Linked DNA regions of Homo sapiens: region 2 is linked to region 1. Evidence: chromatin contacts called from ENCODE Hi-C or POLR2A ChIA-PET data. All regions are on one chromosome and are shown on one strand. The core of a region is the stretch at or near the end of the contact, and the rest is flanking DNA. Distances in the headings are between cores, read along the strand shown.

Evidence for each region. A loop is a pair of places that touch in the nucleus more often than their neighbours do. ChIA-PET counts read pairs that join two places held with the same protein, here RNA polymerase II (POLR2A). Pooled maps may share reads with other maps.
Region 2: a pooled map shows a loop between it and region 1 (22-fold over the local background). The contact joins the promoter of NRTN here to the enhancer-like site in region 1. A Hi-C loop is called at or near these places in 1 of 37 single-sample maps with no recorded cell type and 7 of 50 pooled maps. POLR2A ChIA-PET finds 5 or more read pairs at or near these places in 1 of 52 experiments (MCF 10A).

Annotation. Positions count from the first base shown.
Region 1 is chr19:6,047,035-6,050,951 of GRCh38, reverse strand. It overlaps RFX2 (regulatory factor X2), which reads left to right. Exons shown (of 18, transcript NM_000635.4): 2 at 3,448-3,545. The coding sequence starts at 3,456. Among named protein-coding and RNA genes, the nearest start is that of RFX2-AS1, 14 kb to the left of the region's middle. RefSeq lists a silencer at 1,927-2,046. Within about 2 kb of position 1,976, at least 3 of the 41 ENCODE cell types and tissues checked have a DNase peak (open chromatin) inside an H3K27ac peak, as active enhancers do.
Region 2 is chr19:5,803,812-5,807,784 of GRCh38, reverse strand. NRTN (neurturin) reads right to left here and starts at 2,718. Exons shown (of 3, transcript NM_004558.5): 1 at 2,334-2,718. RefSeq lists an enhancer at 3,533-3,827 and a silencer at 3,528-3,827.

The sequences.
Region 1 (3,917 bases), core at 727-3,226:
GAAGCCAGTCATCATCTGTGCCCTTGTTCTCCGAATATAATATGTAGTTTTTCTCTGACTGCTTCTTTTAACAGTTTAACCATGACATACCTATCTTGGCTTTCTTTGTATTCTTTTTAGGGTTTGTTGAGATTTTTGGACCTCTAAGTTGATATCCATCACCCAATGTAGAGGTGTTTGGCCATTTTTCAATATTTTTTTCTCTTACATTCTCTTTTTCTCTTCTGGGACTCTCGTTACATATATATTAGACAGTTTGTTCTATTCATGTTTCTTCATATATTTTCTCTTCATTCTTCAGATTGGGTAAATGCTTTTTATCTATTGTTAAGTTCACTAACTCTTTCCATTATCTTTAACCAGCTGTTGAGTGCATCCAGTTAAGTTTTTGTTTCAGTTATTGCTCTAGAATTTCTATTTGGTTCTCCTTTTATACTTTGTTTCTTGATTGAGATTCCCATATGTTCATTCATTATGTATATAACTTCCTTTAAGTTCTTGAAGTTATTTTTAGTAGCTGCTTTAGTCCTTGAATGCTATCTGTATCATCTGGGTTATCTTGCGTTTGGTTATAATTAACTGCTTTTCTTTTTTCTTTTTATTTGTTACTCTTTCTTTTGAGTGTATGTTACACTTTCCTGTTTCTTTTCATAGCTCATGGTTTTTACTGGGTCCTGGACATCATTAATGATGTATTGTAGAATCTGTAGGTTCATCTGAGTTCCCCTGAAGGCAAGTGACTTGGCTAGATTCAAACTCTCCCTCCTGCAACAGGCAGCAGCTGAAATCTTCACTTAATTTTTTTATCTTTGCACTGCTGGTTTTTCCCCAAGACCCCTGGTATCTCCCCCACACCTTTGTGGTGTAGTTGCTTAGCCAAAGATTCAGGTGTATTTTGTAGGAAGATTTGAGGGCTCACCCCTTCTGTGGCTCTCTCTCTTCCAGAATCTCCACACCCCAGCATTCAGAACTCTGTCCTCTGACCCTTCAGGATAACGAGGCTGATGCTTTCTGGCACCCAAGCATTTGTGGACTGGGGCATGCCCACAGGCAAAAAGCCACAGACTCATTGGTCTGACCTATAAGACAACACATGGTAAATAGTGTGTTAAATTAGGGGAACAGGCTGGGCACGGTGGCTTATGCCTGTAATCCCAGCACTTTGGGAGGCTGAGGCAGGCAGATCACATGAGGCCAGGAGTTTGAGACCAGCCTGACCAACATGGTGAAGCCCCGTTTCTATAAAAATACAAAAATTAGCCAGGCATGATGGTGGGTGCCTGTAATCTCGTCTATTCAGGGGACTGAGGTGGGAGAATCACTTGAACCCAGGAGGCAGAGCCAAGATCATGCCATTGCACTCCAGCCTGGGTGACAGAGCAAGACTTCGTCTCAAAAAACAATAATAATAATTAATAAAAATAAATTAGGGGAACACATTCATGTGTAAATGCCTGTGATGTGGAACAACTTGCTTTCTGGAAGGTGCATTCTGGCCATGGTGGACAGACCACGGTCTCGCCATTTATCCCCAACACTCTCATGGCCTCTTCTTACTTAAATAAGGTCTGGAGTTTGGAGCAAAATTATTTCCACCTGCGGAACAAGGAACTGGTCTTAGTCAAGTCAGCATTCTGACTTTATCACTGGTGGACTCCTTTCACAAAGAGTTCTAGTCAAATTATCTCCTAGTATCACTGATGCTACCCGCTTGGCTTCAGACGGGAACAGCATGGTGGATGGTGTGCAAATGACTGATTTAAACATTTAAAGGAAACTGTAAATACAAGCAGCTTGTAACAGAAAAATTCCAAAGGTCAGTTCTGTCAAAGACAGAGAGTGAGTTGAGGACTCAGGAAATACACTATGGGAAATTTACAATCTTTTGAAAGAGTAGAAGGTAGGAGGTGCGGGCTGTGTAAGGTTTAGTTAACGCCCCAGCCAATCACCGTGTGGCTCTGGGGCCATCTAGTGGTGAGAAGTGAGTCAGGCTCACACAGAACAGAAAAATCCCCAGGCACTGGCCGTGGGGCTCTGGGTGGCATCGAAGGCGTTTGGGAGGGGACGGGGGCGGGGGCCGGGGAGCGGTGGTGGTCGGGGAATAGTCCCCAACAATACAGATGGGATTAATCCAGCACACTCGAATTCAAACACACATATCCCTTTCTGCTTTCCTTAGGTAAATTAATTTATTGTAAGTTTGACTTTTCATTTTTAAAAAGCTTAAAATTTTTTTCACTCATTATAAGAGATAAAACCTCTGGGGGTGATAGAGAAACGTAAAAGTTCTAGCAAATGTCTATTGTGTTCTGACGATGTCGTGGGCACCGCGATGTATGTCTGAGGTTCAGTCCTCACCACCCCCAGCAGGCAGGAGCCATGGAGACCCCACACTGGGAGGGTGACATGCTCAAAGCTGGTGCCAGGACGGGGGACTGGTGTGCCTGATCACAAAGCCACCTCCCTACCTAAGTGTGTGTACTTAACTATGTCTCAAATGCTCAACATAGCCGATTGTTTATTTAAAAGTGAAGACTGTTCGACTTTTAGCATTTTCATGGAACAAATTTGTATCATCTGCCACGATATTAAATGAGTGGTTTTATATAGAATTGTAAAACTACCTATTTGAAAGATGTATGCCTCTGACAGCAAAGAAATATATGTTTATACTTTCTTGTGGGCAAAGATGGCTTTGAACAGAAGGCAGTTTTTACTTACTGCCAAAATTCGTGAGGACTTTTATCCAGCCCAGGATAAAATGTACTGTTTCTTTGCTCCCTCTGCAGGTCACCTTTTCTCTCCCTAGCCAGTGGTTCTCACACTGCCCTCCAGGGGTCACTTGGCAATATCTGAACACATTTGTGATTGCCACAGCTTGGGGAGGGGGCGCTCCTGGCATGGAATGGGTGGAGGCCAGGGGTGCTGCTCAGCACCCTGCCGTGCCCAGAATGGGCCTCCAACAGCAAAGAAGTATCCAGCTCAAATGTCAACGGTGCCACAGTGGGGAAACCCAGCCTTAGAGTTTCTCCCGTTGTCGTTTGGGGTGCAGTAGCTTCCCAAATGGCAGTCACCCACCCAGAGCTTTTGATTTCTGGGTAAATGAGGAAACAATTGAGCCCTTCAAAATAGTTCAACCTGCTCAGACTTGGGCACAGAGCCAGTGTCCCGGCCTTCTGTTGAGGAATTCCTGCCATTGTGCGCTGACAGAGCCCTTTTTGGGTTTTATATTTGGAAAACTTTCTCTGGCCCCTCTCTCCTTCTGTGGGACAGTTGTGCAGCCTGTTTCCGCAGCTCCTCACTTAGGCAGTACCACCAGGGTCTCTGCCTTTCGACTTTGAAGAATGTAGCTGGTTACTCCTTCCCTCCCTTGAACTTGTTAGTTGCCTCTTCGGATTTCAGTGCTTGCAGCCCTTGCCCACCCAATCTCTCTCCGCCTTTCTTTAGACCTGAGCATGCAGAATTCCGAGGGTGGAGCGGATTCGCCAGCGTCCGTGGCTCTGCGTCCCTCGGCGGCAGCCCCGCCTGTGCCAGCCTCCCCGCAGGTAACGCGCGCCTCTCAGCAACAACAGGGTGGCCACAGTGTGGACGCGATCTCTATGGGTTTGAAAGCTGCTCAGATCTGCAAAGAGAGGAATCTGTATTTTTCTGAATGGACTTCTCAGTCCCAGTGCTGCTGCTGTTGAAATAGGCACAATTTCCTTAACTGTATTTGGCTTTTTCAATATTTGTTAAAAAGATCCCATCAAGGAAACAATGACATGAATGGAAAAGAAACCACTCTCCCAAATCTGACTTGATCTCTTCTTAGCTTTCAGTGGAGGTTTTCTTGTACTTGGAAATGACCCTTTTACACAGAAATGCTTTATTAAGAATTAAGAAGTAAGGCCGGGTGCAGTGGCTCACACAGGTAATCC
Region 2 (3,973 bases), core at 1,469-3,968, 240 kb after region 1:
CCCCAAATTCAAATTGTACCTTGGTTCCTGACACACTGCGCTATTTAAGCACGAACAGTGCCCTCTCTCTGGGCCTTAGTTTCCCCACTTGGGAAGTGAGGGCCACATGCTGTAAGCTGGGCCTGCTGTCTGATTTCTTCCAGGGCTCACCTGAAGCCTGATTTCATTTGGATTTGACAGGGAGACCCCTCCATTCCAACATCATCATCTCCGAGACACCCTTCCTGCAGGCATGCCCCATTCATATCCACTCTTTCTTCAGGCTTCCTTCAAGGCCATTATCAGCCCTGCAAGTGCAAGGCTGGTTTGGGAGCCTCCTGTCCATCTCCCGACCCCAACCCCCGGCCACCACCTCCACCTTGAGGCCCCAGAGCCTCTGCCTCAACTTGGAGGACCAGGGAGATGCATCAGCGGAGGAAGCCCACAGCCCCCCAGCAAAGATAGTCCAGCCCAGTGACTCCAGATACATTAACAACTTGCACCTCTCTGATCTGCGTATTCAGCCCCTACCTCCAGGGATGCAACCTTGAGTGCCCCAGCCCAGTTCTTCCTCTGCCAACCTTCTAGAACAGTCTCTCCCACACTCACCAAGGTGCCTTGACTATTCCATGCCTCCAGATCTTTGCATGCACAGCCACCTGGAATGCCTTTTCCTTTCCCACTTAGAAAACTCCTACTCATCCTTCACAGCCCCACCTCTGAGGCCCTTCCTCCAGGAAGTCTTCTCTGACATTCCTACCCTGAGGTAGAGCCCTCCATCCCCACTCTGAGCTTCCCCAGCCCTGTGTCCCTGGGTCTAAATCTGCCTCCCTTGAAGGACAGCACCCAACAACCCTGACACCAGTCAACCACGCGGTTGCCATCGACACACATTTGTCGAAACAATCTTTTGATTGTGTTGTGCCCGGCTGCAAACTTTTTGAGTCCCTTCTGCCCAGCTCTTGAAAGCTGTCTCCTCTGTTCGCTCCCTGAAAACTGGGACCTGAAACGCCGAGGGGCCAGTGCTGATGGTGGAGTTTCAGATGCAGTACCCAGCTGAAGAGGGGAATGTTTTATTTTCTTCCCTGCACCCCTGGAAGAAGCTTTCTGTAGCTCCCTGGGGGTGGAGTCGGTGCCGGAGCTATGAACCTCGGGAGTCTTAGGATGAAGGGAGGAGGGAGGGGTGTCCAAAGGGCCCCAAGGCAAGAAGCTGGGGGTGGGAGAAGCTGGCAGTGTGGGTGGGATCCTGCCCCTCACTGACATCCTCTGAGGCTGGTCACACCCCACCCAGGCTTCCTCAGCCCGGGGCACTCAGAGACAGACAAAGAGGGCCATGGAACAGGGACAAGGATGTAGAGAACAGGGAAAGGGCAGGGGAGACAGGCAAGAGGGAGGAAAGTCAGGGGTCCGGCCTCCTGCACCCCCCTGCTTTAAGCCCCTGGCCCCACTCCCCAAATCTGGACCAATGACGAGCCCTGCAGGTAATCACAGGCCTGTGGGCAGGTCGGATGCGTTCTGGGGAGGGGACAGTGGTGGCATTCACCCTGGGAGAGCCATTTCTCTCTCCAGCACACCCCCCTCCCCACTAATCTGTCTGCAGCCCCCTTGGGCCTAATAACTCCTAATCCACAAACCACCTCCTGGGACAATTCGGGGCTATCCCCGTGCAGGAGACACCTTTTATAAAAAGCAGGAAAGGCAGGCACAGCCTCCCGCCACTTCACATCCAGGCTTTGCCCTTAAGGGACCCCCACCCCCAACACCAAAGGGTTTCACGCCCTCTGGTGGCTGAACGGGCTGCTCCAGGAGCCGAGAGGGCCCGGCCCTCACCGGAGGACACCGTGTCCCCGGCGGCGGCGGCGGCGAGCAGGGAACGCGCCACTGACAGATGTTTACTTCTGTGCGCAGCTGGACCGCGACGGCAGCCCCCCGCCCGGGCTCTGCAGGATCCGGAAGCCCCCCAACGGCCCCTTGGAGACCACATGGCTAAAGGGCTGTCTGGGTCTCGCCCTCCTAGAGGCTAAGGGGATTCTGGGGAGGGCACCGTGCGTTCCTCAGATGCACACTTGGAGGTTTTAGGAGACAGGAGTGCGCCCGCCCCGTCGGACAGGGACACCGCGGCTGGATTCGGGCTTGGAGAGCCGCTTAGGATCTGGCTTCACGCCCCCGCCCCTCCCCACGCGCTGACCTGTCGTCCCTCTGACCCCACCCTCATACACCCGCTGGTTCTGCTGCAGGAGGGAATCCCCTGGTCTACTCGGAGTCCTCAGCACCCTCCATGCCCCGTCCATGGGGCAGGTCGTCCCCGTCGTACCCTGCTGCCCCCCCACCTGCCCCGCCTGCCCCTTGCTTACCTGCTGTGGGCGCCGGACTACCCGTCAGTGGCGGCCGCGCGGCCCCAGCCCCTGCCCCAGCCGCCGCGACCGCCATCCGGGCCGCCTGGGCCCGCGGTGCCCGGGGGGGGCCCGGGCCGGAGGGGGCGGCCGCGGGCGGGGTGCGGCGCGGGCCGGCCCATGGGGCCCCCCGGGCTCGCTTAGCCGCGGGCTGCGGCCATCCCGGGCCGGCGGGGGCTGGGGCTGGGGGTGGGTGCCCTGGACGGCCGGCGGCTCAGAGGGCGCGGGGCGCGGGGGCGCACGGACGGCGCAGGCGGCCTCGGCGCGCAGCACGGGGCTCCGGGGCGGCGGCGAGAGGGACCTGGGCACTCGGAGCGGCTTCAGGGCGCGCTCTCCCGCCGCCTCCGCCCGTCCCGCCGCGGACGGCTCGGCCGGCGCGGGGCCGGGGGCGGGGCCGGGGGCGGGGCTGGGGGCGGTGGCTCGGGTTTCCCCGGCCCTCCCCGCCCTCCCCGCCCCCGCCGGAGGGGACCGGAGGAGCGCAGGTGGCAGAGGCGCGGGAACCAACCACAGAGCCCCCTTTAGACGGCTTTCTCCCCCGGCCCCGGGGACTCCGACGGCTCCCCTTCGGGAGAGCCGGGACCCCAAGACACCCCCTCCGAAGGTGTCTAAGAGCCGCAGCTGTCCCGACGCCAGTGCCTGTGGCCCTTGGCGCCCCCCACATTCTATCGAGGATCTGACCTTTCTGCCAGACCTCCCAAACCTGTCCCAGGTCCCCTTCCAGAGAACAAGGCGCCAAGAAGTCCCTTCACTAAAGAAGCCCCTCAAGGGAAGCCCCCAGAGCGGCGCCCCCCTCAAACTAGCTGTTTCCCATCCTCACTCCGGGGACCCCTGACGGCTCCTCTTGCCTAAATCCGGAGCTCCAAGACGCTCCCCCGACCCCTTCTGGCGAACTAAGACCCATGGCCCACACCCCAACAGCTGTGGCCCCCGCATACAGCTCCCCCCACCCCACTGAGGATTGGGGTGTCCCCCTCCAATCTCGTCCCAGGTTCTCCTTCCCCAGAAGCTGAAGAAGCCCCCTCCCAAGAAAGCTCTTCCAGGGAACTGAGACGCAAAGTCTTCCCCTCGGACGGATGACGACACCCGCTGTCCTCAGCGCCCCCCATCAAGCAGTAAGTCCCCCAGTGCGGCCTCAGAGCCCTGCAGGGGATTTCTCGCTCCTAGCTCCCGCCGGCGCCCCCTCCTGGCACCAAGGCTCACGGGCAGGGGAGCCCAAACCCACCCGGGCTCCTCCCCGACGGCTCCGCGCTCCCACAGCGCTCCCTGGCGGCGCCGGGCTAACTCGGGGACGGGACTGGGATGGCTGAGCTGGGCTGGGACTGCTGCGGCCCCGCCCCCGCCCCGCGGGGTGACCGAAAAACTCCCGCCCTGCAGACTCCTCCCCGCGCCGCCTGCGTTCTTGGAGCCCCCGTGCTCTGGTTTCTCGCTCCCGCCGCTGAGGTTCTTGGGGCCTCCTCCTCACTCCGGCCCTGGCTGCCTGCATGTTTCTGATTCCAGCAGCCTGGGGGTTCGCATGCAGATTAGGCCTTCCTAGAAGATCCCTAACCCCAACATATGCACGTCCCCACAAAGCGCCTGTAAAACTTGCGGGGCCGCGCAGT